Regions from separate parts of the Homo sapiens genome. Here regions 1 and 2 are each linked to region 3. A link is a loop called in an ENCODE intact Hi-C map of the cell type or tissue named here. Cell type or tissue: sigmoid colon. All regions are shown on one strand. Links, peaks and the distances in the headings refer to the core of each region. The heading gives the core; the rest is flanking DNA. Region 1 overlaps LPP (LIM domain containing preferred translocation partner in lipoma). Region 2 overlaps LPP (LIM domain containing preferred translocation partner in lipoma). Region 3 holds the start of TPRG1-AS1 (TPRG1 antisense RNA 1).

Region 1 (10,931 bases), core at 1,303-9,302, 730 kb before region 3:
CTTGGCTCACTGCAACCTCTGCTTCATGGGTTCAAGCCATTCTCCTGCCTCAGCCTCCCGAGTAGCTAGGACTACAGGCACTTGCCACTACACCCCACTAATTTTTGTATTTTTAGTAGAGACGGGGTTTCACCATGTTGACCAGGCTGGTTTTCAACTCCTGACCTCAGGTGATCTGCCTGCTTCAGCCTCCCAAAGTGATGGGATTACAGGCATGAGCCACCACACCCCACCTAACTCTGCTCATAATGCAATGTTTCATCTGGGCAATGCCCTGCCCCTTTCTGAGTCTCACTTTTCTCACCTGAAAGAGGAGGTTACTGTTGATGACAGTGAACATTTAGGCTGTGCTGAGTTTTACACTAAGCATCCTGTCTCTAACTCTCCCAACACTCCCACAAGGCAGGTGCTATTATCCCCATTTTACTTTTGAGAAAATTAAGGCCTAAAGAAGTGAGAAAGCTTGTCCAAACCGCTATAGCTCTTGGGCAAAGGCATTAGTGACCAATGTGTATTTGACTCCAAAGCCCAGGATGTTAGCCACAGTGCAGGGCTACTATCCTTTTATACAATCTGTCAGGCTTCTTCCATCCGTGGCATGTATTCATCTAATTTTATTAAATCTTTATTGAGTTTCCACTTAGGTGCCTTGCACTGTTCTGGGCATTATCCCAGTACTCGATTTAGAGCAAAGAGTAAGACACACACAACAACGATCTCTTGGTGCTTACACGCTGCTGCAGGTGTGTGAAGGAGGCAGATAAAGGAACACTTAAACAAGAGGGACTGATAAGTAACCCAAGGGAGGAGTCACAAAGGGCATTCTGACTGTGAGTGAGTGGGGAAGGACTCTGGGAGGTTATGTTTAAGCTGAGATCTGAGTGACAAGGAGGCCACCTTGTAGAAGTTGGGGGAAGAGCACTGCAGGCAGTGGAGACGGTCAATGCAAAGGTCAAGGCTGTGAAGTGGGAAGGAGTTTGTGTTTGAGGAACAGAAGGAGACTGATGTGCTGGCAGGATGTGGGCTGCAGGGGAAGAAGCAGGAGAAAAGAATAGGGTCTAGCAGGTGGTGGTAAGTGAGAGACCTGAGCTTCTTAGACCTGAGTCCAGATGTGATGGGTTATGTGTTACAGGCATCTTTCCAGCTGCTGTGGAGGGAACCTGATAGTAAAAGGGAGTCAAGGGTAGAAGCAAGAAGGTTAGGCTAGACTTTTACCGTAATTCAGGTGTGATGTGGTGGTAACTTTGACTAGGGCATAGAAGTTGGGCAGGAGAGGTAAGTTTGGGGCATGTTTGGGAGTGATCGTCTATAGGATCTCAAGTGTGATTTCCTTCAGAGAAATGCTGAGCTAAATGGGCAGGAATCTGGGATACTCAGAGGGAAATGAAAATAGGTGCCCTAGGGGGTTGCCCAGATAAGCAGCTGGCGTTCCAAGACCAAAGAGTATCTGTTTCTCACCCCTCTCCCATTTAGTTTCTAACCTTGAGCTTTGGGCCAGTGCACAGAGGATGGTGGCTTCCTGCCTTTGGCTTCCCAGCTGAGAGCTGTTGGAACGCCCCAAAATAAGCCCTGCAGAACGTGCAGCTTCCTTTGCTCTCCCTGGGTATTTTTGTAAAACATTCTTTCCCACCAAGAATGAGGAACGTTCAGAGTGATGCTGACTTTATGGGCTGTATTTAACATGTTGTTTTTTCATGGTGTTGTCTGTTCATGCAGAGATTTCTGTCTCCTGTAAACTCCCTGGTAAGGAATCTTCAATCTCCATGTGAGATGGGTCTGGAAGGCTCAGTGGGAGCCCAGAAGAGCTGGGGTTTGAAAGCCTCTCCTTGTCTTGAGGACTGGACTGCGGTCCAAGGGCACCTACCAGCCCTCTTTTTTCATTTACATTTGAATTCACAGTTGCTGCCCTTTGGCAGTTCCCTGTAATTCCTTTTAACAGGCTGGGCTTTCCTGCAGATACTTCATTTTTCAGGTCTTGGAGAAGTTAGGTAGTGGCTGAATCAGGTAGAGAATCCAAAATTCTGACCAAGCCCCATCCTCTAGCCACCAGGCCAAAGCAACTTAGCTTGTGACCTCATCCTCCTGTGTATCCCCTGGCAATCTTATACTATAATCAGCCTAAGCCCAGAGATGCTCAGAAATCATACACTAAGTCATCTAAAACTCATTTCTGAGGCTTTCTCATGCGCCCCTCTTGCAGTCTGTAGTTACCAGGTTTTCAAATAATTAGCATAATCTCTTAAAAACAGTGTTTTGTTATTGCTCATTCAAGTTTCTTCTAAAATTTCTTTTATATTACCTATTCATTGAGTTGACAAACATTTATTGAGTTCTTACTGTATGCCAGGCATTGTGCTAGGTGCTGGGGATTGATTCAAAGATAATTTGGAGGCGTATGGAAGGGGAGTGGATAATTACAGCACAGTGAGATAAGTGCTATAATAGGGGGATATATAAAGAGCCAGAAATAGCACTATGAATAACATCTTTGAACAAATTGCCTTCTTTTTTCCTTTTGGATTATTCCCTTATGTATATTGCCCAAAGTGGGATTACTGGGTCATTTAAAAGATGAAAACAATTTGGCACAAAAAGATGTAATGACTTGCCTGGGGAATACAGCTCAATTTTCAACAGAGAAAGAAAAAATTGTTGACAAATCCAGATTTAGATCACTTTACCAGGAAGATGGGGCAGTTTTTATACTACCCTTTCAACATGGTGGCTTTTAGGGGCGGGGTGGGGGGGATTTATTCTAAACATGTTAGCCTGCGTGTAGGAATCACACGTCCTCATATTTAATCTCACAACTTGATTGTTCTCACAAGAACCTAGCTGTATACATATTATCGTTTCCATTTTACAAATGAAGAAACTGCACCCTTGATAAAAGGAAGTAAGTTGCTCAAAATTCCATAGTTAATAAGTGTAGAATCCAAGGGTCAAGCACAGTTCCTTTTATTCTTTGACTCTATCCTGTTCCCCATGCTGTGTTTACCAATTGAGGGTACCTGTGCTCTAGCCGGGGCCCGGAATTTAATATTTAATGAGTCACGGAGGCTCTTAAGATGATGGTCAGGCTCTATGAAATAGGTGTAGATTTTCTTACCTCTGAAGTCATAGCCAGGGAACAATGTCTTTCTGTATATTGACCTGAAAGGACCCAAGGGCGCATTATTCCTGACCCTGGCTCAGGTGCTGAAAGGCTATTTGCATAGCCCTACTGTTAGAGCACAGAATCCCAAGTAAAGCTGAAACCATGCCACAGTTTTGCTGTGAAACATTTATTACTTTTCTAGTACTTAACAGTATTAAGTAAAAACTCCTGCCCCTGGTATCCAGGACCTGTCATAAATGGACACCAACATCGGTCCACTGTGGGTCCATGTGGGTCCTTGATGCTCCTGCTTACATATCTTTAAATCAAACACATTTCCTACCAACCCCCAGATATATCTTGCACTTTCTCACCTTCATGCCTTAGCACATGCCTTTCCTTTAGCCTGAGATAACCTCTCCAATCTTCATTCATAGAACTCCCAATCCTCCTGTAAACTTCTGCACAGACGCCATCTTGGGAAGGGAATAATCCTTGATCACCACCTGCTCTCCCATCCATTAGAAGTGATCTCTGTGTTCTCTGTTCTGCTAACTCAACCACAGTTAGCTGTGAGGCAATAGAGTACAAATGTATGCTGCATATGAGCATGGGATATGGATTTGAATCCCGGCTGTGATACTTCCTCACTGTCAGTTAACTTGCTTGAGCCTGAGTTTTCCCATCTGCCAGATGGGTGTGATACAATAGGTGCTCCCCCTGAAACCCACCATGTTGACAGGAGTAGTATAAAAATGGTCTGATTCTCCCGGTGAGGTCACGTAAATCTGGAATCGTCAACAATTTTCCTTTCCTTTGTTGTCATGACTTTTTTTTATGACATCACCTCATGTCATGTCACCGTGTGGTATGAAAATTTGCATTGTTACCTGTGCTTCTTCTGTGGCACTTGTCCTCCCTTACTTGATGTCTTATCTCTCCTTCTAGACTGGGAGCTCTTCAAGGGCAGGGAGGGCATTGCATCTTTGAAGGCCTTGACATATGGATACTGCTACAAAGTTTCCTTTAAGGGAAAGGAGGATTCCATACAACCTAAGTGGTGACATCAGCACAGGCTCATTACTAATCTCATGTCACGAGGTTTCAGGCCTGGCTGAGAACTCTGTGAGCTCTGTGATGTTGAGCTTCAGGCACATAGAGTACAAGCTGGGTAGGCCTCTGGCTCCTGCTTAAGAGACAGCAGAAAGGCTGGATGGAGCCTGTCTCCAGACCAGCTTCTTCTGATTCAAGGAGTTGGGTGGGACTGGCAGTTCACTGAAGGCAGAGTGGTAGTCCTGCTTGGAACGTGAAACTTTGTTTCTTTCCTGGGCCTTCCAGTGGGTCTGTTATGTTGGTGAGAGTTTCAGACCTAGAGGAAAGGGTCACTGAAGGTATGGGTTAAGAGCAACTCTGAAAGCCACCTGCCCCCCGACTTCTCTGTGAGTGGGGCCACAGGGAGAAGATCCCTTCATAGGTAGCTCCCCTACCCTTGCTATGCTTGGAAACTGACCATGGAAAGGGATTCATTTCTTAAAGGGATAGGGCTACCATTTAACTTTCTATTGTGTCACTTCCCGAAACGCAACACCTATGGCTTAAGATCCAAGTGCTTTAGAACATGAGATACAAGGTCTTCCAGGCTCTGGCTGCCACATCCCTTTCCAGGCGTGTGTCCCACCACATTCCTCTGCATCCTCTGTCACTGGCCTCACCAGATTAGTCACTTTCTCTGAGAACACCCTGAACTCATCCTTCTCAAGGCCTTTGCACATTGTGTTCCCTGAGCCTATTTTTCTCCTCCTCATCCGTGGAAATCCTCTTGGGTGTTCAGGCATCGTTTAGAAGTCACATCATCTGCAGAGAACTTTTAGACCCTCAAAAGGACGTTGCATGTACTCGTGCTTTTCTACACTTTTCATTCTGTCTTTTGTGTTCCAGTGTGTCCCCCATTGAGGCTCTTCGACACCCCTAGGCATGTCCAACTCAGCACCTACACCTGCTAGGTCCACACACTGTGTTATCCAAGACAGAAGGTGTTAGCAAACCTCTCTTTGGTGCGCCCCTGAATGCAGAACATGTGACATTCTGTTAACTAACAGTTGTGCCAGAGTGGTTTCCATAGCCCATACTGGGGTTCCCATGATTTGTTTGATCATGAGCCCGGCCATTCGAATTGTTTTTGAATTGGTCTGATATCAGCTAGTTAATTGTTAACCCTTTTCAGGTTTGTTTCCCACATACCAGTAGATGTCTGCTTAGTGCCAGGGTTCTGAGCTTTTTATTTCACTTAAGAATATAATAGCAAGGTAGAATTCAGGAAAGATTTACTTGCTGTTAATGTGAACTTTTAAAAAAATAGTTTGAAATGTAGGCTTTGTTTTTATCCCAAAGCTCCATGAAATATGAAAATAGCAGGAGTTTTAAAGGTATATTTCCACCTCTAGAGGAAGAACTGTCCATATTATAGTTGTAATTATAAATTAATAAAGCCTGTGTCATGAAACTTGATTTTGAACGCCTGTGTTCAAATCCTGGCTTTACCACTTACTAGCCTAGAGATATTGGATGAGTGTCTAACTTCTCCGTTCCTCAGTTTCTTCAGTGTTCAATTGGGAAATTTTTCTTATGGTTGATGGAAAGTTTAAATAAGGTCTTGGATATGAAACTGGGATTTTATTAGTGTGTGTGTTTCAAAATGTGGATTTGGAGGCCATTTAAAAATAGCATTTCCAAAAAGTTTGCTTTTAAAGCAAAGTACTTAGATATATAAATTTTTATGAATTTTTTTTCAAATGATAAAATAAATGAGTTTACAGTCAGGAGACATACAGTATCTAACAAACTTAGGGAATATGCTTGGCTTACAAGACGTGGTTTTAGTCCACATAAATTAGAATCACAGAACTATAGGCTTTGAGAAATTATAAAAGCCTTGGAAGGGGTGAACGTGAATTAGTGCATATTGTGTGCAGGCTTTGTGCCATACGTGCTAGATATGGGATCCCAGGAAATGGTTGCATACACCTTGTTGGGTAGATGATATTAACCCTGTTTTGCAGACAGAGAAACCTGAGCTTTGAGAAAATCCTTTACACAAGTCCAATATCAAAGTCTGGAACTTCAAACTGCACTCCTGATGGCTTCTAGAAATCCTTTCCATTTACAGATATGACAAGACTTGCTTTCACATTGTTGATTTTTTTTTTATCCTCTCTTTCTCTGTCTCTGGGGGCAGCACTAATTCAGGGCCAGATAGAACTGTGAAAATCTGCAGTGTTGATGTCACATAACTTGTTTAATGAATCTAGATTAGTGTCTTGACTTTTCCTGCCAAGAATCTGCTCATAAAGTGTCTTGTTTTGAGCTCCTTTAACTGTACTCATTCATCAGCCTTTACTTATTTTCTTCTCTTTTGGAGAGATACTTGCCATTGCCCATAATGTTTGAGGTCAGGAGTATATTTGAAGAGGGCTTTATATTTTCTTAAAAAAAATACAGGTGGAAAATCAAGTTTATCAGCTATTTCATACCATCTTCTTCTGCCATTTATGGGCAACATGTGGAAGAGGTGGCAGGGAGCTGGGAGTTTGGAATAATGTGTCTCATCTTGAATTTGTCGCTGACCAGGGAAAATACTCAAGGCCAACTCCATCATTCCCTTTTGGGAATTCGGTGCTTCAGCTGTAAAGAGTGAGGGCACTACTAGGTGATTCCTAAGATTTAAAATTCTGCATGTTTTGTGGTGTCAAAACCATCAATTTCTGGTGAGCTGCGTGATCCTGCAGCTGTTTCTCTGATACTTTTCAATCTTTAGATTTAATCTATTCAACAATGTATAATTTTTTAAAGGGAAGCTTTTATAGATACTTCTGAACTATAACCGGGTGGGGGGGATAAATGGATGTTAAAAAATAGAAAACAACCAATTAAATAGTATATAGCATGTAATTCTCCTTGGAAACTTACCACGAAATTGAGAAGCACTTTAACAACTGGTAATTTAAATTGCGTTTGAACTCTGCTAATGGTTTGTTTGCATGGGAACTTCAATCATTTCACAGTGGTTCTTTAGCAAAGCTGCTTGTTCTCTTTATGGAAAATAAGAAAAAATTATTAAAAGAGAAGTTGGCTATGGAAAATGGAGACCACTTTCATTTGTGCCTGGAGGGAAGCTGGAGAGTGTGAGTGAGACTCCCTCAGGGCCAAGGGTGGAGAGCTCTTCCTTTCAGTGAAGTTTAAAAATCTGGGAAGTCAGATGCCCTTTGCTGCTGTTGTAGAAACTGTTGTGATTTGTATCTCTCTCTGCAAGGAGAAGCTTTGGTTTTATGCAGCTTGCGGGTGAGGGTAGGGACAACCTTTTTCGTTTGTTTTATGAAATTGCATTGTTCACAGGTCTAATGTTGGCTTCCTAACAACCCATTTCTCAGTAAGTTTGAAATTATGCCTCTCTCTCCTTTCAGTGGAAATGGCTTTCAGAATTCCAATGTCCTTGAAGACCACTAGGTCTCAGGAAACTCCTTGCTTTTCTGGGCTGATAGTGATTATACTCCATTTTGCCTACTTAATTTCTGTCTGCTGTTGAGGTTACTGGGAGAGCGTTGAAATAGGTGTTCGAGGCCTGGATTTGTAAGTCCTGGTTTGGCTCTAGGTGTGACTCATGTGACCAAGCACAAGTCCCTCTGCCCAGTGTGTTTTGTTGTCCTTTGTCAAAGCAAGCAGTCACTTGATCCAGTGGATCAAGTGGCTCCTGAAGAGGTCACCTCCTTACCCAGGCCACCGGGTTCTCTTGTCAGTTGGAAAAGTTGAGGTGGGTCATTTAAAAAATCCCTCCCAACTTTGAACTTGGAATTGTTTTGTACACAAAACAATTGTATGATTGGCTAGGTAATGTTTACAGTGACAACAATGAAATGGGCATGGTAGTTTCTCGTATGTGGATTTCTCCTGCATACATGAAAGACAAGTTTTATAACAGCCCTTGCCTTGGGATACTTGTCTGTTGGCATACATACTGTGTAATCATTAGCAAAACAATAATAGTTGCTAATGAAATAAAACCTGTAATAAGGGCTGTATTAGGCTATTCTAGCATTGCCATAAAGAAATAGCTGAGGCTCGGTAATCTATAAGAAAGAAGGTGTAATTGGGTCATGGTTCTGCAGTCTGTATAAGCATGGCACTGGCATCTGCTTGGCTTCTGGGAAGACCTCAGGGAGCTTTTACTCATGGCTGAAGGCAAAGGAGGAGCAGGTGTCTCAGATGGCAAAAGCAGGAGCAAGAGAGGGAGTAGGCAGAGGAGTTGCCACACACTTTTAAATGACCAGATATCATGAGAACACACTCGTGATCGTGAGGACAGCACCAAGAGGATGGTGCTAAACCATTCATGAGAAATCCGCCCCCATCATCCAATCACCTCTGCAGGCCCCACCTCCAACAGCAGGTATTACAACTCAACATGAAATTCAGAGGGGACACATATCCAAATGATATCAAGGACGGCTTACTGGGAAATGTCAAGATTGTTTATCCCTCTGCTGCTCACTGATTCTCACTTTTCAGGCAAGGAAACTAAAGTTCAAAGAACATTAGGTCCTATAGTTAGAAATTTGTCTCCAAACTCATATTCCTTTTCTTTTTTTATTTGGTATAGTTTAGGTTTATCTGTTAATTTTTTTCTTCCCTACAATTTGAGTATCTAACTGACTTGCCTCTTTCACCTCCATTATTAAGATGAAGCTGTTTTCCCAGGAGAACTAGGAGAGCTGAGATATGAACACTGAGGCATCAGCATTCTCTTTCCCCATCATTCTGAGTCAAATTAGTGAAATAAGAGTGCCAGGATCTGACTAGGAGTTTAGGAGGTATAGAAGTAAACCACGGCCCAGTCAGAGACTTTATAAGCCTGGGAATTTCTGAAGCTGGTTAAGACCCTAGAGATACATAAGCAACACCCTTCTGTTTTTCATAGGTGGGAACTTTGAGGCTCAGAGACAGAGCAGAAGACAGAACCTGGTCTTCTGATTCCCTGTGTTCTGCTTTTTTCATTGTTCCACTGGACGCTCATCAGAGGGAAGATCTTTTTCCTCAATTGGTGAGTCCCGCACACAAAAAGAACACATTTGCCTTTTAAAATCAATGTATATGTTTTAATGAGTTTTAAACATCAGTGTTTTCCACTTAAAGTATGGGCATCAGTAACTAGGATGCATTAAGAATAAGAGAAGAACTGAAATGCCCTTCCTTCTTTCTTGAGTTGCTTTTATGGCAATAGACAATATATAACCATGCTAATAAAATGTGTGGCAAAGCAAAGGCAGAGCTCAGCTCTTGGAAGGTGGTAGCATTGAACTTGGAGGAAAATTTGGAGTAACGATGATTTCAGGTTGCCAGCAATTGTATTGCCTCCTTCTTTCTCATTTGGCATGGAAGAAAGTGTTCATGAAATGGAAAGACCAAAATGAAAATGTCACTGAACAGTGTTTGGGCATTTACAAGGAAAGAAAGCAGTATTATTGAGTGTCTCTTGTTTGCCCTTGTGCAAAGTGCTGCTTCTTTTGTGATCTCATTTCATTTTATGTATTTATTTTTTTGAGATGGAGTCTTGCTCTGTTGCCCATTCTGGGGTGCAGTGGTGCCATCTTGGCTCACTGCAACCTCCACCTCCCAGGTTCAAGCGATTCTCCTGCCTCAGCCTCCCGAGCAGCTGGGACTACAGGCACATACCACCATGCCTGGCTAATTTTTGTATTTTCAGTAGAGATGGGGTTTCACCATGATGGCCAGGCTGGTCTTGAACTCCTGACCTCAGGTAATCCACCCGCCTCAGCCTCCCAAATTGCTGGGATTATAGGTGTGAGCCACTGCGCCCAGCCTCATTTTATTTCTATAACAACCCTTTGGGGCAGAGCAGGCTAAATTTGCTTAGGCAAAGGGTGTGAGCCTTTGTTTTAAAGGGCCTGCCAGAGCTCCACCAGGATGTGAGGTGCAAATCCTGTTATGTGCTCAGAAAGGAGAATTGTGACCAGGTAAGGTAAACTTTCCCTTGTGTTTTGGTGTACCTCTGTACTTAATGGGTAGAGTAGAACATTATGTTCTAAAAAATCGGGGTGGTAAAAAGAATCAACAGTGTGGAATACCCTGGGCTCTAAGGAAAGCTGAGGAAATTAGTAAGGGAATTCTGGGTGCGACTTCCACTTAGGATCCTGATTCGATGGTCCCCATTGGCTGAGGCCAATTCATATATGCCCCCAGCATTGGCTTTGTACTGAGTAATTAATACACCTTGACATATTTGTGGTGTAGTTTTCCAAAACAGAGATGATGCCATTGTGATTGAAAAAAAACTAACTTCATTTAAAAGTGTGACTGAGTTTATAGATGTGTTTTGTCTCTCTGTCTTTTCTTAATCAGTGTATCTTAAAAGTACAACTGACTGTGTGCCTATTGATCTATATTACATAAAAGGCTGGAAACCACTGGTTTGATGCTTAAACCTTAGTGTCTGTTAAAATTTCAAACATGATCTGGAATATATTCCCCCTAGCATACGTTTAAGTATCAAATGAAAAATCTTTGTCACCTCCTCTATGTCTTGAGTTTTTTCAGTGTTTATAATTAAACTGTGATAAGTATGAAGCTTTGCACTTGGACTTAAAAAAATCAAGTGTGTAATGATAGAAAGGGAGAGATTTCCTTAACAAGAGCAGACTGGAAGAGACTTTTATTTATTTATTTTATTTTTATTTTTTATTTATTTATTATTATTTATACTTTAAGTTTTAGGGTACCTGTGCACAATGTGCAGGTTAGTTACATATGTATACATGTGCCA
Region 2 (10,931 bases), core at 1,442-9,441, 230 kb before region 3:
TGATTCTCTTGCATTGCTATAATTCTGGCTCGCCCGCCTATTTATTTTTTAATTTTTTTTTTACTGCAGTATGTTTTGGGGTACATGTGAGTTTTGGTTACATGGATGGGTTCTATAGTGGTGAATTCTGAGATTTTAGTGCACCCATCACCCAAGCAGTGTACACTGTACCCATAAGGGTGGAATGAAGGGGGAATAGACAAAGGCCCCAGTGGCCCTGCATGTCCCATATGGGTACAGGGGATGAGGGATAAAAGACTATACATTTTATATGGAGTCTTTGATCCCTGCCCCCCTGCCCAACCTGGCCGCGCCAAAGCCCCAAAGTCCATCATTTTGCTCTGTATGTCTTCACATCCTCGTAGCTTTGCTCTCACCCACCCATTTCAACACCAACCCAGTGTCAATGCTACTGACTTATCATCACTATTTGAAATCTGGCTGTTTGCAGTGCTGGAAAAATGAAATTACTCAACTTCCTTAACTGGAACAAAAGAACTAGAACCAAAATGTTCGCTTTCTGGACTCCTGTACTCGATAAGATTTATCTCATTTCCTATCTCAAAGTTTATATGTGGTCCCGAAGTACACAACTTCCACAAGCTCTTTATGCTGCTTGACTTTTTTCACCTGAGTGTGAGAAACTTCTACCTGTATGTTTTCTCCCTTTTAGCTGAATAAGGCCTAGCCTGCTCTGCTCCCTCTCTTCAGGAAGTCCGTCGCGGGCTATGCGAGAGGTCCCACCTTATACCCTTATTTTGCTCTTCCTGCAGCTGTTTTTCTTTAATTATTAATGTGCCTGTATCTCTCACTTCACTGTAAGGTTCATAAGAAAGAAAGACTCAATTTATTTTTCTCATAAATGTATAACAGCAAATAGTGATTACTTAGCAATTGTTGAACAAAATAGATTCTTCCTATTGTAAACATGGATTTCTAAAGCCTGATAGATGACTCATCTAGATAAGGCAAATGAGTAAAGAGATGTGTCCAAGGTTAGCCACTGAATAAGTGATAAAACTAATTCTAAAACCCAGGTCTCCTGACAGCCACGTCCAGTGCTTTTTCCTCTCCAGTGCAATCGCTGCTTGTTTAGGCTGACTGCCTTGGTTGATGGTCTAGGTGGCAATTAAAGGACTGTGTGCTTTCTGCCTTTCAGGGTGGCCATTCAGGGCAACTGGGGCCTTCGTCAGTTGCCCCTTCATTCCGCCCAGAGGATGAGCTTGAGCACCTGACCAAAAAGATGCTGTATGACATGGAAAATCCACCTGCTGACGAATACTTTGGTGAGTGGGGCCTAGAGCTGACTTCTGAAGTAACTATCTTGCTCTGATTTCCTTCCTTAGTAATTGGAACTATTATCAGCTCCACTGGTAAAGTATTTGAGTCCAGATGCATGAGAGTTGATATACATCCCCGCACAACTAAGTAATTGTAGGATTTGCATTTGCAAGACTGCCATAGATGTGATGTCTACTTAGCTTATACTAAAATTTCAGTGGTCCTTAGAGTTTCCTTAGATACAAATTTTATTGTTGAGACTTATTTTTTACCAGTCTAGGCAACATGGGGAGACCCTGTCTCCATTAAAAATACAAAAATTAGCTGAGTGTGGTGGCATGTGCCTGCAGTCCCAGCTACTCAGAAGGCTGAGGCTGGAGAATCACCTGAGCCTGGGAGGTCGAGGCTGCAGTGAGCTGTGGCTCAGTGAGCTGTGGTTGTGCCACTGCACTCCAGCCTGGACAACAGAGTGAGACCCTGTTTTTTTGTTTTTTGTTTTTGTTTTTGTTTTTTGTTTTAAAAAAGAAGACATTTTTTGACAACTTATTAGCTTCCCATTAGGCAGAAATAGGATTTCTGTGTATGTTCCCATTTCTCACTGGTCTAAAGATTCAAGTAAAAAATGTGGAATTGGATATTGTCTGATATCCAATTTCCAGATTGTACTCTTAATTTTTTTTTCTATCTCAGTTGAAGAAATGATGTTTTCTTTGTAGTTTTAATTTTCCCCTCTTCAAACTTGTTAATAACTAGGAATGGTTAATCCTTCCAATCCATGAATATAATGCAAATTTATGAATTATATGCCGATTGTGAGGTTCTGTGGACGCATAACCTGTCCTCAGTGAGGTTAAAATTGTTCAGAAAGAGGTAAGACAAGCATACAAATAATTACTAGTCTAGGTAGAAAGTGATAAAAGACATGAGAAGGCTTAGGTCAATTGTTGCAAATTTTATTTTTATTTTATTTTATTTTATTTATTTTTGAGACAGAGCCTTGCTCTGTCACCCAGGCTAGAGTATACTGGCGTGATCTTGGCTCACTGCAACCTCCACCTCCGGATTTTGAGCAATTCTCCTGCCTCAGCCTCCCGAGTAGCTGGGATTACAGGTGCCCACCGCCACACCTGGCTAGTTTTTGTATTTTTAGTAGAGACGAGGTTTCGCCATGTTGGCCAGGCTGGTCTTGAACTCCTGACCTCAGGTGATCCACCCGCCTCAGCCTCCCAAAGTGCTGGGATTACAGGTGTGAGCCACTGCGCCCGGCCAGAAGTTTTAAAAGCTCCATTTATTAGGAGCATCCGGAATACTTTGGTAAAGAATTGGTGGCACTTGAATCTGAGCCCTTTAAACCAGTGCCTTTCACATTTTCTGTGGTAGAAGACCATTTTCCTCCCAATCTGTTGGAGACCAGTATTTTTGTTGAGTCAGTTAAAATTAATTACTAGGGAAATAAAAGACACAAAATAAAATGGAAGATGAAATTTTATCATTATTAGAGTTAACTGTTAACGAATTACTCTTTTAAATTTTTATACTAGTTTCTAAATATTAATCCTTTGTTCCTGTATTTATCTCATCCAGGGTGATAAGCATTTCTTAGACACCCATCCATGGACCACTTTTTGAGTGGCACTGCTTTAAGGACAAATAGAGAAACGACATTTGGGGAACAGTATTAGTAAAGGCACAAAGATGGGGAAATTGCACAGGATTTTTGCTTCTTCAAATATTTTCTATTTTCATGTCTTTTTTGCTCCTATATGGGAATATGTAATGACAGGTCAACTGACCACACCAGTCCAAAAACACACAGTAGATGAAGTAGGAGGTATTAGGATATGAAAACCCTGGCTTTTATTTGTGTTGGGGTGGCAGTTTAGCTTAGCTAAAAGAGCAAAAAGAGTGGGAATGAAACATCTGGTTGTGGTCTCTTCTCTGTCCCTCGCTGGCCAAGCAATACTGGCATGTCACCCATCTGCCTGAGCCCCATTTCCCACCTCACTATATCAACGGTTGGGGCAAATGTTCTCTAGCATTTCTTTCAACAGTAATAAGTTCAATGTACAAACATCCTTAATCTAAAGTATAACAATAAAGCTAAACATAAATTGATGGAGATTAACAACAATGCATGGAGAACAGTAAAACAAAACATAGAAAATCCACGAAGGTTTCTAGTTACATCAAAATACACAAAAAGTTTATTAATGCTCTTGTCATTGCCATGTGAGGAGGGTTTATAATGGGGTCTAAAATACATTTTTTAAAAGTGAAAAATAAGGTCTCTGTATTTAGGTCCTATTAAAAAGGAAAAGCTGACTTACCAAGTATATATGCTTCAAATATCATAGCAACAAAATATATTGCCACAAAAAAAAAACTGAACATAGATGCTAATTGCATGAATGAATATATATTGAACACTCTGGGAAACAGATATAAATTATTACCTTTCCCTTCAAGAACTGTCCAAGCTCTACTACTTAGTAGCTTAGAAAACTTGAACAAGTATTATTCCCTCTAAACCTTCATTTTTGTTTTGTTTTATCTGTAATATGGGAATAATAACTAGCTTATACTGTTGTTTTAAGAAATGGATGAAATATTTATACAAAGCACTTAGCCAAGTTCTTGGCATGTAGAATATGCTCAATACAATACTCAAGGTTCTCCCATGCTCTTGGGGCTTATAGTTTATTTAAGACATAAGATATGCTCGTTAAAAATCCATTAATAATGCTCAATTTAAGTTTAAGTTCCTAGCAACAATAGAACGTATGTCACTGGTAAGTAATCATTGCCAAATGGGGATGAATAACCATTTGAGAATTTGGAAAAATGGCTAACTTTTATTGAGTGCTTATGATATGGCAGCACTATATTTTATTTACATTATAGGAATTAACTCATTTCACTCTTATAGGAAAACATAACCCTGTGAAATAGATACTATTATCATTTTCAGATTTTGAAATTAAGGCACAGAAATATTAATTTGCCTAATGTCAACAGCTAATACATTGCAGAACTGAATTAGAATGCAGATCTGTACATTTACACACCACACTGTAAAAGATGGGGAAAGCTAGCCAGGCTACATATTTAGAAGAGTGTTTATGGTGGAGATTAGCTTTGGACAGATGGGAAATAAGAGATGAGCATTCTCTTCTAGGTACACAGAATTAACAAAATATAAGTTGAGGCCAGGATTATTTAAAGAAAATTTACGTTATGTAGAAAACAAAAAAAAAAGTGCCTATGGTAATATTCAGGCTGCTCTGCTAGGTGGTGGTGGGGGTAGATGTGGGTCTTACCTTTGAAGTTCTTATAGTCTAATAGGATATGTGTACAGAGTTATGGTGTTATAAGCACAAGGCAGAAAGTGACAAGTGACTTAATCAATGTTCACCAAGTGTTCTTTGAGAATTCAGAAAAAGGAAAGAGAAAATCAAGAGAGAGAAATGGAAAAGTATTTATGGAATACTTAGCCTTTGAGTAAGTCTTTAAAATTGTGCTAATTGAGATTTGGAAGTAGGAAGATAGTAGAGAAGTGAAGTCATTTCTCATGAGGGGAGTTTTTGACATAACAGGGAATAAAACCACTGGAGTGAAGTGTCCACGTGAGAAGTAGCAAATATTGGGAAATAAGGTTCAAGTAGTAGGTTAGGACCAATCTAGGGAAGGCTGTCAATGTCCGGCTAAAGGCTAAGAACGTTATTGTCTATAATGAGCCCTTGCACATTGAGATCACATGCCATGAGAACTGCTCTGTGGATAGTGGTTAAAAACATGCACTCCAGAGCCAGGATGCACTTCTTACCAGCAAGATGAAATCAAGAGGCAAAGGACTAGTGAAAAGAACTGTCCTTTATTGTTCCGTGCTTTAAACATTTCTCAAGCACCTTCTCTGTGCCTGCTACTGTGCTGGGTGTTCAGGACACCCAAATGCAGAGGCTCTGCCCTCATGGGGCTCACGGGTTCCTAGGAAGGACAAGAGAGTCACAGATGTCAAGGATTTTAGTGCAGATATTAGCACTGTGTTGGGTGTGACTGAGCTGCTATGTGAGAGTCCATAAGTCTGCCTGAGGATGAGCGGAAAGAATACATAGCAGTGTGTTTGCATCAGCAGGGCCTGACCCAAGAGCGATAAAGTCTTCTCTTCCTTTCTGTCAGAGTTTTACCTTTGGCCTATTCTGGACTGCAAATAGCATTGCCAAGCACTTCCCTTAAATAACTTCTCTTTTTTGCAGGACTATCCTCTCAGCCCTGCCAAAACCCCATCACCTACTCTTTCTTTACTACTTTGCCTATTTAATGCTGGAATTTTTATTTAAACTGTAGCTGATTTACTGAAGGTAATTAAGTGCTTTCATGCTGTAGATCTCCTGCTAGACTACAGGCTGTACTTGGGAGTGAGAGTGAACAAAATGTAAATAAATGATGTCAACAGAGTAGGTTCCTTTGTGGTCATGTTGCTTTGCTTCCAAGACACTCTTTTTTTTTTCATAAGTAGAATGATTCATGAATATGTTATTATAGTTCTTGTTTCTTTGCGGAGCCCCTCATCACTCTTAACAGTTTTATTTATATTGAATTATAATTATCGTATGCTTAAAAGTACTGGGAGAGGTACCAGAAGATCACCTCACAGATGACTTAAGTACAAAGGAGAAAAGGAACTTTTATAATGGAGAGGTCTCCTGGAAGCCGTCTTAAACCAAGTAATGAAATTTAACATCCTCAATAATGGGACAGACTGGCATGTGCCAACTGAATGTAGGAAGTCTGCAGCATCGTCTAGGCAGTGGTCTTGCTAAAATATTTCAGCTCTATCCAACCATGAGGAAGTAAAAAATGCAGATGATGGGACATGCTTCAAGACACCTGTCCTGAATTCTGCAACACTGTCAATGTTATAAAACACTATTCTAGATTAAAGGAAATTGAAGAGACATGCCATTCAAATGCAAGGCATGTGTCTTGATTGAATTCTGGATGAAAAAAAAAAAAGCTGTAAAGGATTGGTAACAAACTTAGAGAAATTTGAATATCAATGATATATTAGATAATACATCAATGTTAATTTCATGATGATATTAATGGTGTTGTGATTATGTAGGAAAATCTTATTTTTATGAGCTATTTGTTGCAGTATAAGGTGAGGTATGATTGTGTCTACAGTTTTATTTTGAAATATTGATAGAGTGACAGAAATAGAGAGAGAGAGACAGAAAGAGAGAGAGGGATGATTGACAGATATACGTAGACAAACAGAGATAGAGATAAATGTGGGGAGGCAGAATCACCTCAGGTTAAAACAGCTAGAGATGCTATAACTGCAACAACTATAAGGACTCCCCTCCTCTCTAAAAGTGTACTGAAGCCTGTCACAAATGAATTACCTTAAGAATCCCTTCTTGGGTGGGTAGAGAGATTGACATTTCTGCACCTTCTCAACTTTCCTGTTTTAATGACTACAGTGGGTCTTTGAAATTTCCCGTTATCGTTTTCTTTTTTTCTTATTTTTTACCAGACATACACATCTTCTATTGCTGGTGAGATGAGGACAATTGTGGTAGTGATGACAAAAGCTGATATTTACCTAGAGCTCCATATGTTTAAAAAACCAAGTCGCAGCCACAACATGACTGGCAGACCTGGCGATGATGTCTTCATTTCATTTTTTGGATGGGGAAATAGAGATTCAGAGAGGCTCAGTGAGTTGTTCAAGCTCACATAGCTAATAATTTTGGAATTTGGCCTCACTCTTCTGATCTCATGTCTATCATAATACATTACCATTACAGAAAGGTATATAAATGCTGTTCCTGCTGAATGTTAGTAACTGGCTGTTTCTCTCCCATGTCATAACTTTTCCTTATGAAGTTATGATCTTCAAGTGAGAGATGGAGGGACTGCTTCTGCCCAAGATTACATGTTTGTAATCTGGACTTCGATGTCACTGATATGTTTCAACTATCTTAAACATCCTGAATTAACTGCTGTGACATGGCTGAGGTACATACATTAGGAAGACCGTCTACCGAATACCTACCTATCAGCCATTTTGCAGTCTGTAGTTCTTCTCTTGACCATGGGAGAAGGCAAATCACTAATAGCCACCGTTCTTATTTTTTCAAGTCAGGTTTTTTTATAAAATATAACAAACAGGGACCCTTAACTGTCTCAGCTGGGTTTTTTTTTAATGATTTCTTCTGGAAAGGTGATAGTTTTAGTGTTTCCATGCCTTCTTTTGTCCATGTTCATTATAACTTGTGACTGTCGCATTACAGTATTAGGTAAATGCCACAGATGTTGAACCATGATAAAGCAGTTGGATGAGTCTATATCTCTAAAGGGAAGATACAGTCTCTATACTGTGGGCATTTGCCATCTACTTGGACTTAAGTTTTGGCTATAACAGATTTCCTTACCATGGACCTGTGTCTTTCCATTAATACTGGTGTCATTGAGAGGGCCTCTAAACACTACCCTGTAGAGGAAAGGGAGGAAACATAGTAGAAAGTTGGGGGTAGGAGAAAATTCTTACCCAGTTCAATAAACCAGACAGTGAGTGTTTAGCCCAGCTCATCTACAGGAAGCCTTGGTTCAAGTGCTTGCATTTTAGAGCAAATTTTTTCCTAGACAACTAGAAAAATATGTTGATACTAAAGGAGGCTCTCAGTTCTAGTGATAGATACTTAAAAAGAACAAGGGGTGGCTCATGCCTGTAATCCCAGCACTTTGGGAGGCTGAGGTGGGCAGATCACGAGGTCAAGAGATCAAGACCATCCTGGCCAACATGGTGAAACCCCATCTCTACTAAAAATACAAAAATCAGCTGGGCATGGTGGCACGCACCTGTAGTCCCAGTTACTCAGGAGGCTGAGGCAGGAGAATCACTTGAACCCAGGAGGCGGAGGTTACAGTGAGCCAAGATCGTGCCACTGCACTCCAGCCTGGTGACAGAGGGAGACTCCGTCTCAAAAAAAAAAAAAAAAAAAAAAAAAAAAAAGGAACATGGGGCGATGAAGTAGCTGTAAATTATTATAATTTAGAGTCAATTCAGAGCTTATAATAGAAAATGGAAAACTTTTAAATTGAGTATTAAAATGAATAGGAGAGAAAGGTATTATTCTCAGAAAATTGGGACATCTACAGGGCTAGTTGCCAGTTTTAAAGTTTGTTTTTTCAAACAGTTTTAGGCAGCTAAAGGAAAGCAAAGTTGAGTTTTTCTCCAGATAACCTTGAGATATCTCTTTGAAATTGTCCAAGACTTTTCTGTGTTGGTTGATACAGCCACAGCCTTAAGTAATACACCCAGAGCCTCTAAGTTTTATGCTTTCATTCATTTTGTAAGAGAAAGCGTGTTTGTATATGAAGCTTTTCATACATGCATGTCTGTGACTATGGCATAATTTTTTCCAAATAATAATATTCTGGCTGAGGAGCCCTCAAGGCTGAAGGCAACACTGTTGGAAGACAGTATCTCTGGAAATGGATGTTGTAATACATCTAAGGATGGACTGGAAATATCTGACAGTAGATTTTTAAGCATAGAGCTGTAATTATCTTGACATTGTTTATATGATATTGTCTTATTCCTTCTTTAAAAAAAAGCAGAAGTATGTGAGCCTTAAAATTATTGAGTGAGCTATTTGAAGAATCCTTCAGAGCAGTGCCAGGTAAATTATCTTCTCAGAACTTAGCATTTATCTAAGGAAACTTTTTGTTCATCTCTGAGTATTGTTAGTAGGAGTTTTTGAGAATTTTTGCAGAAAACCAGGAGTTTGTTCCAGTGGAACTAGGCCTTCATTTTTCAAAGGACAGCTAGACAAAAGTGAAGGCATGAGGCAGCAGGGACCTAGCACATGCTAAGCCTTGAGAGAAGAAAGGCGTTAACATGAACAAAGTGCTATGATCGGTCACTTTATTGGTTATGCCAGCTCATTGTATTTGGTGCCTTGGTATCAACTCAATTAAGATGAAAATGGAGGGCCAGTGAATGTTCATGAATAGAAACAGAACAAAAAAAACAATGAGGAGGATGGTCCATTTTCTTTCTGCACTAGTGGGACCAGTTGATAAGTGAGCTTGTCCAGAGGACTTGACTAAGATGCTTAGGAAATTAGAAACCATGATTTGAGGTGCAGTTGAAGGTATGGAGAGAGGAAAACCTAGAGCCCTCATTGCTGTTGAAAGACTATCATGTGGAAAAGGAATTTGACTTAATATTTGTGATTCAAAAATTAGCAACAAAGGCAAGTGAGGGGAGTCTGGCCAGTTCCCATTCAGCGTAATGAAATCACTTTCTTAAGAGACAGAAGAAAGTCTTTGTAAAATTCTAGGTCAGAATCTAATAATCCCTTGTTGGTGAAAATGGTGATAGGTACTCAAGCAACTGATGGATGATTAGATTATACTTCATAAGTGCTGTCCAATTCTAACATTTTGTGACTTAGGCACAAACAAGACGCTAAACTTGTTTGGAAGTTAGCGTCTTGCATCCAACTTCTAGGTCTACCCCTAGATTATCATTATTATTATTACATGATTTCAACTAACATTTATATAATGCTTTTTAAAGCACTTTTCTACATGTTATATCACTTGAGCAAGACAGCAGTCCTACAAAATAGACAGTGTGTTTATTTCCATTTGGGATATGAAGAAATGAAAGATTTCAGTGATTAAGGGACTCCCCACTCCCCAGGGCTCTCCACTACCCTCACAAGTCATAAAGCAGGTAAGTAGCAGAATTGCCCTGGGGCACAGGCCTACAGACTTTAAATTCTTTTCACTTTTCACCCCATTGTGCTGTTAACACCATGTTGCTGAATTGGTCATGGGCCATAAGATAGATGAGTTAACATACTTCATGTTTTAGCTTTTTAATCTGTATAAGGAACGATGTGATTACTTTGTAAAGTGCTTAGAGGATCTCAACTGAGAGGTGTAAAGTAATTTGTATTTCATAGTTTGTGTTATTATGTGACAAGAAAATGGTTTCCAAAGTGCTTCTATCAATTACAAACTGGGAAATGACTCCAGGTAGGCAGCTACCTTTAGTGGATCTTGTTTTCACAGATAAATGACCTAATTAATGAAAAACCCCAAAACCACAATGGAAGAAAAATTAGACAATAAGTGGCTTAGAGAGAAGGTTGTATTGATTTGGGGGGAAAAATGGGTTTTTTGGTTTTGTTTCTCTCTAACTTTTTGTTTAGGGTATCTTTGAGTTGTGGGAATAGAATGTTCTCTAGTTAATGAGGCATATTAGATATATTTTCTTTTGTGGTAGTGACTTCTGGTAATGTTTGTTCAGAGTAGTATATGTTTACAGCACTAAATAAATAATAATTCTGAGCATTTTATGTGTTCTATCTTAGCATACATTAATTTTTTATTAATTTGGCTAGTGTGTTTGTTTGTTTGTCTGTTTTGTGTCAGAGTTTCACTCTTATTGACCAGGCTGGAGTGCAATGGTGCGATCTCGGTGCACCACAAACTCCACCTCCAAGGTTCAAGCGATTCTCCTGCCTCAGCCTCCCAGGTAGCTGGGATTACAGGCATATGCCAGCATGCCAGGCTAATTATTTTTGTATTTTTAGTAGAGACGAGGTTTCTCCATGTTGGTCAGGCTGATC
Region 3 (10,931 bases), core at 1,387-9,386:
CAACAATTCTGCTCTCTTTTCTGTCACACGGTGGTCAGAGACTCCAGATAGTCCTCCAATTTAATGTAAAATGAGACTTGTTTTTGATTGAGGGTCTGAAGGACTCTGCTTCATGGGTGACATCCATAAATTTTATGTTCCAGCATATGGTTTATCTTGGTGAATGTTCCATGTGCCCTGGAAAGGAATGAGTATTCTGTTGTTATTGGGCAGAGTGTTCTACAAAGGTCAATTAGATTCAGTGGTTGTTTAGTTACATATCCTTGCTGGGTTTCCATCAACAAATTTTAATTTATAGACTTTGTAACATTAGCTTTGATTGTTCAAAAGCATTTTTAGGGTTTCTTTTTATATAAGAGTACAAGATCCTGAATCTTATTTTAAAATGGGACTTTCTGGGTAACCAGGTTAGAGGGCAGCAGTGCGGATTTTTTGAATGATTGGGCAGATGGTGTGATTTGAAGAATCCAGAAATTCTTCTCTTAATGCACATATATGGGCTGTCAGTATGCTAACTTACTACAAAGATCCTACATAAATTCCCCTTGGAATACGGCCTGTTGTTGTATCTAGGAAATATCAGGTCAGCTAGCCAACATCAGAACATTTAAAACTCATTATCTTTCTGTGTTATTATTCATAAAGTCCCTAGATTTTCTACAATGAGGCCACATATTAGTGTTAATGAAATTTATTAGATTTTAAATATATTTATGACTTTATATTTTTATTTTAAATTATTAAATATGTAACCATACAGAAAAGACATAACAGATGCCATGTACTCACCACCAGAATTCACAGATCCTAACATTTTGCCATATTTACTTCAGATCTCTTTTTTTCTTAAAATAAATTAAACGTAACACGCAAAGTAAAAGATTCCACCTTCCATTTCCTTTTTCCTCCCTCCTTCTTTCACTCTCAACCTCAACAGAGGAATCTACTCTCCTGAATTTAGTGGATATCATTCTCATGAATGTTTTTATACTTTCACTCCAAACAAATGTATCCACAGCAATTTATGACCGAGACTATTTCATGATATTTATTATTTTTTATAGTCAGAGGAAGGAAGACTCATCTGTCATCTTTAGAGGTCCTAGATCCCTTATAATCTCAATTCCTTCCAAATGGATTTTGCTTTAATCCTGGTTTTTATGTTCTTTCTCTGGTGATCTACTTACCCAGTTTTATTTCCTCCTAGCTAACGTCTTGTCTTTATTTTGCCAGAAATGGTAGCTTGAACCCTCCTCCTATGAATTGGCCTTTCAGAGGCTGTGGTCTGCTCACCTTAGGCATTACTCACCCCAAATCCCTGTAATCTGGCCCCTAGTTAGTTCAACCCACCTGGCTCCTGCACCTGGATCTGTGAGTGGCCATAGCTGCTCTTGTCAGACCTGACCTGTCTGCCTCAGCATTCCAGCACCAACGAGGAGGTTCAGTGCCCATCCTGCCCTACCTGTCTGTTTAGATCTTCCATGTTTGGAACGTAACCCCGAGAGAGGACACATCCGGGGAAAGCTGAGACAGTGCTGGTGGAGATTGATGAGTGTGAGGATGATGATTGATAATAGGCAACATTCTTGAGTAATATAATCAAAATGGTAAGATCTAAGGTGTAACACAATACATTCAAAAGGTTTCCTTCAACATAATAGTAGCTGATTTTTATGGAGCACCTACTGTATATCAAGTCTGTGCTAGGCACTTTATATCTTATTCCTTCTTAAAAATAACTACTTCACAGATGAGAAAGCTGAGGCATACAGAAGAAATGTGCTACTATGAAAATATTATGAGATTTAGAATAAGGCAGACTTGGGTTCAAACTGGCTCTACTACTTGCAACTTACACAGCCTTGGGCCAGTTTCTTAGCTGTCCTAAGCCTGGCACAAAATAAATGCTCAGTAATGATGACTATTGTTATTGCAGAAGATCTGGGTTCTTGCCCAAGCTTACACAGCTAATGTACAGTAGAACTGGGATTTAAATCCAGATCTGCTTCTCTAAAACTACCCTCTTTTCAGAGAAATATGAGTTCTCTCTTAAAGAAGTTGTCATCATGTATGGAAAGAGCACTAACATTAAAATGAGAAGGCTTCATCCCTTTCTGCCATTCTCCATCACTTATGTGATGGGCAGCCATCAACAAGTCATTTCCTCTCTCTTTTTCCTCAGTTTTCTCTTTTATAACATGAAGGAGTGGAATTAGGTAACCTCTAGGTTCTGTTTGTTCCAGCCCTGGAATCCTGTCCCCTTGTTCAAAAAACATAGCACTAAATTGCCTTTCCAAGTGGAATGACAAAAGGCAATGACATTCATATTTTAAAGAAGGCCAGGATAGGACAGTTGGCACAGCTTCTATCAGCAGTTTGTCCCAAACCCTTAACAATGGAAACCAATTGGATTTCTTTTCTGTTTCCCAACTTGAGCTGGGAAGGGAGCCAGGCCATAGAAGGCTTTAGAAGACAACAAAATCAGTTGCCTAAACTCATAGCTCTCTCGGGCAAGTTTCTTTGCTTCTCTCTCTCTCTTCCCTTTCATCCTTCTTTTGTTTTTTTTTAGAGAGGGAAGACTAAAACCAGAAGATGGGTAATTAAGATAACTAAGAGATAGAGAGTCACAGGAAGGGTTTTATTTCAGCTCAAGGTTTCATTTTTTTTCTTTCTTTTCTCCCCAGTTCTTTCTGATTTCATTTTCTAAAACTGCAGCACATATATTTGAGGGATCATTAAAGAAGTCCTGCATTCCTGCTCAGTGAATTTTAAACTCTTCTACACCACCCTGGGCTACCTGTTTACTGAAGTTAAAGGTAGGAACAACCTTCTTGGAGAAACCTTTGTCCACGTTTGGATCACTGTGGTGGTCCTCTTGGCCTTGGGGTCAAAGAAGCATTCACTTGCTCATCAAGTCTTTATCGAGCTCCTACTATGGATGTCACTGTGGTAAGCCCTGGGACAAGTAAGAAAGGAAAGGCTCCTGTTCCCATCTCTCATGGAGTTTATAGGCCAACGTAAAAGATGAAACACAAGTAAATACACAAATACAACATCTAGGAGGTGCTACAAAGGAGCTATGAAGCTACCCTAGCTTCTGCTGCCTCATAACTGGCCCCAGAGCAAAATTTCTCCACTCATTATCATCCTGAGACTGTAGCACATCTGCCCTCCATGTCATCAGAGAGACTCACCTGGCCCTGCTGAGCTTGCCCTGGCTCCCTGGGACACCTGGTCTCCTTGCTTAGCTCCCAGTGTGCTTTCTCATTCTGCCCCTGCTCATTCTCCGCCGGCACTATGTTCTCTGAATGCTGGCAAGCTTGCTGTTCTCTAAATCCTCCCTTTCTTTTCCTGCTTTTGGGTCTTTGCTCTTGCTGATCCCTTTATCAGGAACTTCCCTCACCTCTACCTCCACTTGTCCAAATGCTACCAATTCTTCCAGGATCTGTTCATGCTCCTTTACCCTCACTGCAGCCATCCTGAACCCTTCTCCCCACCTTGGGGAGTATCTGCTTGTTCTTCCCTGGTGCTCATGGCATTTGGTTTATTGTGCTAATCAGAGCGCTCATCATCCACTGACTGGTATTACACAGTTACTTGTGTATCTGTCCTAGGCCCTTACCTACTTATCTCCAACCTAAAGGCATGTCTATTATTTCTGCATCTCAAATAGAAGCAGACACAGTTAATGCAAAACCATATTATTGAATAAGTGCTCAGTAATGATGACTATTATGCACTTGAGACTGGAGACCTAGGACAGAGACAGGAGCATATCTGGATTTAAATCCCAGTTCTACTGTATGTTAGCTGTGTAACCCTGGGCAACTTTATTTATTAATAATAAAGTATGTGAGCAATCTTATATCACTGTACAGAGTGCTCATATATGTTATCCAGCTTAATTCCTAGAACAACCCTGTGTGAGAAGAACTACTGAGTGCTGACACTAGTCATAGTGCTAGACTCATAGCTGAATTCAGATTCCAAATTAAGTAGCCTGATTGTAGATACAACCATTCACATGCGAACATTTTGCTTTTTTCCTGGCTCAGCACTGCCAGTACTGCTTCTTTGAGGTACAATTATGCCCATTTTACAGATGAGAAAACTGAGACTTAGAAAGCTTAAATAATTTGTCAGTATTGTAAAACTACCTATCTTTGTTATCAGAGAAACATGACTGTGACCAACCTAGGTATATACAATTTTCCACAGCCATGTGAAAGTTTTATGACTCTTTAACATTTCTGGTTGTCTGCTATGCTCGGTGCATTGGGCTGGCTGGACCTTGTATATGTTGGGAAGAAGGAGGACTTACAAAGACTAAGATACAGTCTTTGCTTCCAAGAGGTAAATAAAAAACAACTAAAATATTCTATCATCCACACCTATTCCCTCTCCCTTCTTTTTTCAGCATGTTACTGGATGCTGCCTCTTTATCCATCTGCCCTGGTGGAGATCTTGAGGTTACAGGAATAGCCAAGAGAGACACAGGCAGAGTTAAGTCCAAAGCAGTCAGCAAAGGTGGGGAGACATAGATGGGTCCAGGTGGTAAGTAGGATTGGCCTTGTTATTGGAAGCTGAATGTAGTTACTGGACTTGGAGATTTCGGTTTCTAGAGAAGACAGCAGCTCTCCATGCCCAGTTTAATACTGTGGATTAGCGTGGGAGTGGCCCCAGACCCACAGGCAGAAAAGGCCAATGGTCAGAGTGGAGATCCTCAGGACACTCCAGGTGTCTGAGGGAACGTAGGTTTATCCCTCTTTATTACTAAGTGGATTGCTGCTCCCCCTTGCAGGCCAAAGCATGAATACTGGACATAGCCCACATCGAGGGTAGAGAACTTGGTTTTGGCTCTCAAGTCGACCACTCATCAGCAGATGACTGTGAGCAAGTCACTTCCTCCCTCCAAGACTCCATTTCTACAGGGATTCCATAAAATGGGCATAAGAATTTTCACTGTGCTCGTATGGACTGGATTAGGCCATCATGTGCATTAACACACTTGGCTGTGAGCACTAGGTGCAGCCAAGATGCTGATGGGAAAGAAAAGTCTAGGTTTTGCCCCCTGCGTCGTTCCTCGTGACAGGATTATGCTGAGGGAGGGCACATTAGATTGACTCACACATACTGAAATGGTCATAGTTATTGAGGTTACCCAGTTTCCAGGCCTGAACTAGTAAACCCAGCAATGAGAATCAGCCAGCATTAGCAAGTTTTCCGTGTGGGAGTGGGGTGGGGGTGGGGACTGGAGGGAGCAGGCGCTGAACCAGGAAAGGAGGAGGATGCTCATCATTGGCTAAAGATCCATGCCTGGAAATTAACGGCGTTAAAGTGAGACTTGCTTCAGGTTCCAACCCGGTAAGGCAAATGGAGAGGCTGTCAGGAGACCAGAAGTTTACCTCAGCTATTGCACCGACGCACCACGTGCTCTGGTGCACATCCACCGCCTCTTCCTGCCTCAGTTTCTCCTTTTGTAAAACAACAGCTTGTAAAGGCCTGGGGATCTTCTCATCCACGGGAGTTTTCTAAGGATGCAGGCGAAAGAGGTAGGAAAAGTACTCTGTCTCTGTCCTGGGTGTTCGGGATCAAGGCCTTTTGAACCAATTCCGGAATCCGCCACCGGGCGGTGGTAGGAGAGAGCCAGAGGATTCGTCAGTAAGTGTGCGTGCGTGACAGAGGGCTTTTAAATAGATCGCTTTGTATCTAGCACGGTAGCACCTGCTTCTAAGCTTCCAACGGCAGCTCGAGCAACGCGATCATTCAGAAGCGGCCGCTTTCCATTCACGTCTATAATTAGCGCGCAGGCTGCAGCTCAGGCTCGAGCTGCAAAGCGGGGCGGCGGCCTTGTGGGCGGGGCCACCACCTCCTAGCCCCGCCCCCTTCGAATTCCACCTTCCCAGCCCTTCCCAGCCAGGAGCCTCCTGCAGCCTCCTCCCCACCCCCACTGTCTGTCCTCGCCCTGGTTCTGGGCTTCGCTCTCGGCGCTCCAGGATTCCTGGACGACAGGGCCCAATCGTACCCTCACTCTGGGATCACTCTTGTGCAGTAAATAAGCACCTTGAAAGATGCATTCCAGGAGGGCAGCTATATTTAGAGTGGCATCCTCCTCTCCTCCCCGCACGCTCCTGCGTCCCGCCCTCTCCCCTCCCCGCCCCGCTCCCCGATGCCCCTCCCAGCCACCTCTCCCTCTTTGTCGCATTACATAGTAATCTGAGATGCACTGGATGTGCTCCAGGGAACAGAATGTACTTGGCAGAGACGCGGGGCTTGATGTCTGCAAAATGTCGGAAACGCAGCCAAGAGCTGCTAACTGGGTCATTAACCTCCAAAAGCAAAGCGAGGACTGTAAGGCCCGCTCTGCCTCCCTTCATCTCGCCAATAAAAGTGCCTCAGTGTGAGGGGGAAGAAAAAGCCCAAGGTTGACTGCTTTGATTTCTAGGCACCAAAGGCAGGCCCGTCCTCTCGTCCTGGCCCAGGCCCCAGCCCCTCCGGGCCAGCCCCTGCGCCACATCAGAGTTTACAAGTGACCTTTGAAAGGCTCAGCAACCCCGCAGGGCCATGCTTGCGCCTCAGCAAAGAAGTTACCCAGCAGCCGTTCCCTACCGCACAGCCTTGGACACATTTTCTTGGGTCCAGGAGGAGTTAAGGGAGTGGGGGTGAGTAGGGGTGAAAGGAGAAGGTTCCAGGTCCTTCACCTACAGTGAAGGGCTCTGCTGTCTCTCCCCTCCTCTGCTTCTCTCCCTCTTTTTCCTCCCCCTCCTCTTTCTTCTTTCTTGTCTTCCTCCTCTCCCTCTTCCACTTCTTTCTGAGAGCAGGCTTTGAGGTAGGTTCATGAATACATGGCCTGGGTCCAGGGGATTTGCATTCAAGCCGCTTGCAGCTCTGTTACTTGCTATGTGACCTTGGGTGAGTCACTCATTTCTCTGCTTTTAAATTCCCTTCTTCTCCATTGTTCACCACAATAACACCTTCCTGACATACATCACAAAACAGTGAGGCCAAATGAGAAAGTCTTTCCCTGACCGCCTTGTCTTTCACCCCTCTGAAAGCCCTGAGGTCCAAAGTGCCTCTGGCCTTGTGTGTACTCCTGGAAAATAGGAATACAAGTGGTCTCACCAGAAAGATTCAAACGTTTGAATGTTTTCAAGGGGATAGCCCCTAAAATCCACCCTCTTCAAGTTTTCTAGCCCTGTGAGGTTGCCAAACAGACACTTCCCCCTAATGCTCCAACCCACTTCTCCAGTGGCTAGAGAGAGAAAGTGACCGGTACAGAAACCAGAAGAGGTTGTGCAGTTCCTCAAATGAGACTCCCTTCCTTGTTGGAGGGAAGACAGTCAGCCTGGTAAGACTAGCAGCAGCCCACGAGATGTGGGTCTGAGCAGTCTCAACAAAAGTCCAGGATGAGGAGAATGGAGATTTGTGCAGCCATGCTGATAAGAGGAGGAAAGCTCGCTCCTGGTGCTCTCTAGGAAATTAGAACCAAGCCCAGCCTGGCATCAGCACCCTTCCTGCCTCATCTCTCGTTGGTCTTACCACTCCTTCCATGGCAGCCACATCAGATGGGTTCTGGCTGGTCGCGGTGCTCCATGGACGCCTCCTGCTTTCCTGCCACTTGGGCCTTGGCTGAGATGTCTTAAAAAATTTTTTAAACTCATCAGAATTTGATGGCCTCTATTTGGCCTATCTCTGCCACACATTCAAATCTTTCACATCCCTCAAAACCCAGCTTCAATGCCATCTCCTCTATTTAGATGTCACTTCTTTCTCTTTCAGTCTCAGTACACCCAGCCAGCCTTGGGTTATGCCATTTTTGTGCTTGCTAGATCCCTCTTATGCCATAGAGATTTCTCTGTGGATACAAACTCTGCTGTTGATCTCAATACTGATGGCTAAGGTATATCATAATACATCATAAATACATCCTGGTTTGCCATCTCAGTTTATGACTTTGTCTTGGTATAATATAAAATGTACCTTATGGCTAAGGTACATCATAAGGTACATCATAATACATCCTGATTTGCCATCTCAGTTTATGACTCTGTCTTGGTATAATTAGTTATTAATAGGTCCCTCCTTCACCTTGAAGTTTTTGGGTTTGGATGATAAATTATACAGTCACCTTACTGAGGGTCTCTATCCAAGTACATGGTACATTAGCAGGGGCTCAGTAAATGTGGCAAAGTACCTTAAAGGGCATTTAAAGGATCTTTTATACCCAGGTCACTGGGGCTCTCAGCCCTACCCTTTTCACTCCTTTTCTGGAGGCAGGCTACCATTTGTTCCTCTTCTCTCAAGGACTGCAGAATGACCTATGACCACTTTCTTTTTGACAAGCCTTTCCAGGATTTCAAAATGCTCTGACCCAACAAGAGAAATCACTTACCACAATCCTACCCCTTCTTCTCAGCCCCTAAACAGTAGAACAGCCACTGGATATTGGAAATAGGTATCAGACACTAGAGAAGGTCAGAACACAGCTGGTGCGATATATCATTTCCAGCCTCAACTGGACTTTTGGCCTTGCCCAATTTCTTTTTTTGTTTGTTTGTTTGTTTGTTTTTGTTTTTGAGATAGAGTCTTGCTCTGTCACCCAGGCTGGAGTGCAGTGGCATGACCTCGGCTCACTGCAACCTCTGCCTCCTGGGTTCAAGTGATTCCCCTGCCTCAGCCTCCCGAGTAGCTGGTACAGGTGCCCACCACCATGCTTGGCTAATTTTTGTATTTTTAGTAGAGATGGGGTTTCACCATGTTGGCCAGGCTGGTCTCGAACTCCTGACCTCAGGTGATCTGCCTGCCTCAACCTCCCAAAGTGCTGGGATTATAGGCATGAGCCACTGCGCCCAGCCAGACTTGCCCAATTTCTTTGACAGTCCAAGTTTTCAGAATTGCCTCTATTTACACAGTTGCCTTAGGAGAGGATCACAACTTGGAAAGCTTGAAGCTTCTTTATTATAAACTATGTAGTTAACATTCTAGGTTCTGTTCAGAGGTCAGAAAAGATAAGGTCTCTTGTGCTTTTTCATCATAATAAAAAACTTACTCAAAAGTCAGCCTGTTGGGGTGAGTGTTTGTTGACTTTTTAAACAAGATATCAAGCATTTGGAAGTAACAGAGGCAATACGCCCAGCCGTGTGAATGGAGCTCTAGCTTCAGCATCAGGAAGCCTGGGTCGACGTCTCCTCCTCTGACTCATTGCTTGCTGAAACATGAATCATATGCCCTTTCTCAGCACTGGGTCTCACTTCCTTCATCTCCCCTATAAAATGGGCGTATTTGCCATTCCTACCACACAGGAGGGGGCTGAGGCTTTCAGAGTCCTTGCTAATTACACACAAAAATATTATTAAAAGTAAAAATAAGCCATAGTGTGATTTTGACGCTCTGAAGAGGCACACGTGGAGGGTATGCGAAGCCATTTTATGACCTTGCTTCGTTTCTGGACATCCCAGTTCACTGAGAACAGGCTCTCAGAACGTGGGAATGGGCAGGAGAATCCATGTTGAGATGGAGATGCGAATGAGTCTGGTCTGTTTACGTGGGAGCAGGAGACCTTTGAGGAGATCACTCGCCAGCAATCAAGAAGAAGAACATGGAGACTGGGATGGAAACCCAAATAAGGCTATTCTGTGGAGGGCTCTGATGCCAAGGCTGGGGTGTTTGGACTCCCTTGAGGGTTATGGGAGATCAGTGGAGGTGACTGAGCAGGAGCATGGCACGACCCACAGTGTGTTTCAGTGAGACACTGTTTCATGGAGGGGCAGAAATGGGAGCTGGGGTCTGTCACCTTGTAAGCAAATGGCAGCTCCCCTCTGTCTGAGCTTCAGTTTCTCATCTGTTAAATAGATGGGTTAAACAGCAAATTGGTCTAATATGCTGTGATTCTATACTAAAGAACATGAGGAAACAGCTTGTCATATTGACGTGTGTGTGTGGAGGGTGTGTGTGTGTTTGGGTCAGGGGAAGAGGTGGGAATGCGGTAACTGCTTTGTTAGACACAAAGCCAAGTCCAGAGACCTTGTTCTTTAGGGAGGAAGCCTGAGCAGCCTCACGATCTCTAGCAGGTCTGAAGAACTTTCTGGGTATCTTTCTTTAGGCCACAGCACAGCACATCTGCACTTTAGGGCCTGGCCAGCGACCTCTGTCTAGACGTGTCTGCTGTCTACTTCCTAGTTCAGCTGAGAGAGCTAATATTTGAAAAGACTGGCCAGGCGCAGTGGCTCACGGCTGTAATCCCAGCACTTTGGGAGGCCGAGGCTGGCGGATCACCTGAAGTCAGTAGTTTGAGATCAGCCTGGCCAACATGGCGAAACCCTGAATCTACTAAAAATACAAAAATGAGCTGGGCGTAGTGGCAGGCACCTGTAATCCCAGCTACTTGGGAGGCTGAGGCAGGAGAGTTGCTTGAACTCGGGAGGCGGAGGTTGCAGTGAGCCGAGATCATGCCCTTGCACTCCAGCCTGGGTGACAAGAGCGAAACTCTGTCTCAAAAACAAAACAAGACAAAACAAAACGAAAGACTGCATAGGGGTTCTTGCAAACTAGCTATTTCTCAAGATATTTCAAATCTGTCTGTATCTTCCTATTAAATTTTCAGGAAGTTTTATATCAATGAGGACTACATGGCTTGGAGGCCCCAGAACTCTATCTTCAAAGTACAACTTGATAGTACACCTCCGACACTTACCAAGGTTTGCTGTAACATTGGTACATAGAAGAGCCTTTATTATAATGGTGTTATAAAGATAGCATCTGTTAAGTTGCTTTATATAAAGTTTCAGATGGAAAATTCATCAGTGAACTTATATAGTAAAAAAAAAATCATTAAAAATTTGGGTGGATCTACTTAGGTTTAAGTATAACTGCATTTGTGCTCCTGTTTTATAGTTGGGTTTAAAAATACTTGTGATTTTTATTATAAGCTT

What was found. A loop is a pair of places that touch in the nucleus more often than their neighbours do. Peaks named below come from ENCODE experiments on the same cell type or tissue, not always from the same donor. Only the 100,000 strongest peaks of a DNase experiment are listed, where the experiment ranks them.
Region 1: it touches region 3 in a loop (5-fold over the local background); 6 of 110 quality-filtered maps call a loop at or near these places.
Region 2: it touches region 3 in a loop (2.9-fold over the local background); 3 of 110 quality-filtered maps call a loop at or near these places.

The regions. Positions count from the first base shown.
Region 1 is chr3:188,216,337-188,227,267 of GRCh38, forward strand. LPP (LIM domain containing preferred translocation partner in lipoma) reads left to right here. Exons shown (of 12, transcript NM_001375462.1): 2 at 9,069-9,191. Among named protein-coding and RNA genes, the nearest start is that of FLJ42393, 43 kb to the left of the region's middle. In sigmoid colon, for the core only: no CTCF peak of the experiment used is centred there; DNase peaks (open chromatin) are centred at 4,235 and 4,775; H3K4me3 peaks cover 4,287 bases; H3K27ac peaks cover 3,754 bases.
Region 2 is chr3:188,707,108-188,718,038 of GRCh38, forward strand. LPP (LIM domain containing preferred translocation partner in lipoma) reads left to right here. Exons shown (of 12, transcript NM_001375462.1): 8 at 1,160-1,286. Among named protein-coding and RNA genes, the nearest start is that of MIR28, 24 kb to the left of the region's middle. In sigmoid colon, for the core only: no CTCF peak of the experiment used is centred there; no DNase peak of the experiment used is centred there; H3K27ac peaks cover 556 bases.
Region 3 is chr3:188,941,874-188,952,804 of GRCh38, forward strand. TPRG1-AS1 (TPRG1 antisense RNA 1) reads right to left here and starts at 5,766. Exons shown (of 2, transcript NR_046873.1): 1 at 5,406-5,766; 2 at 1-177. In sigmoid colon, for the core only: CTCF peaks have their summits at 5,621 and 5,824; DNase peaks (open chromatin) are centred at 5,828, 6,318, 6,858, 9,168 and 2 weaker places; H3K4me3 peaks cover 1,654 bases; H3K27ac peaks cover 3,279 bases.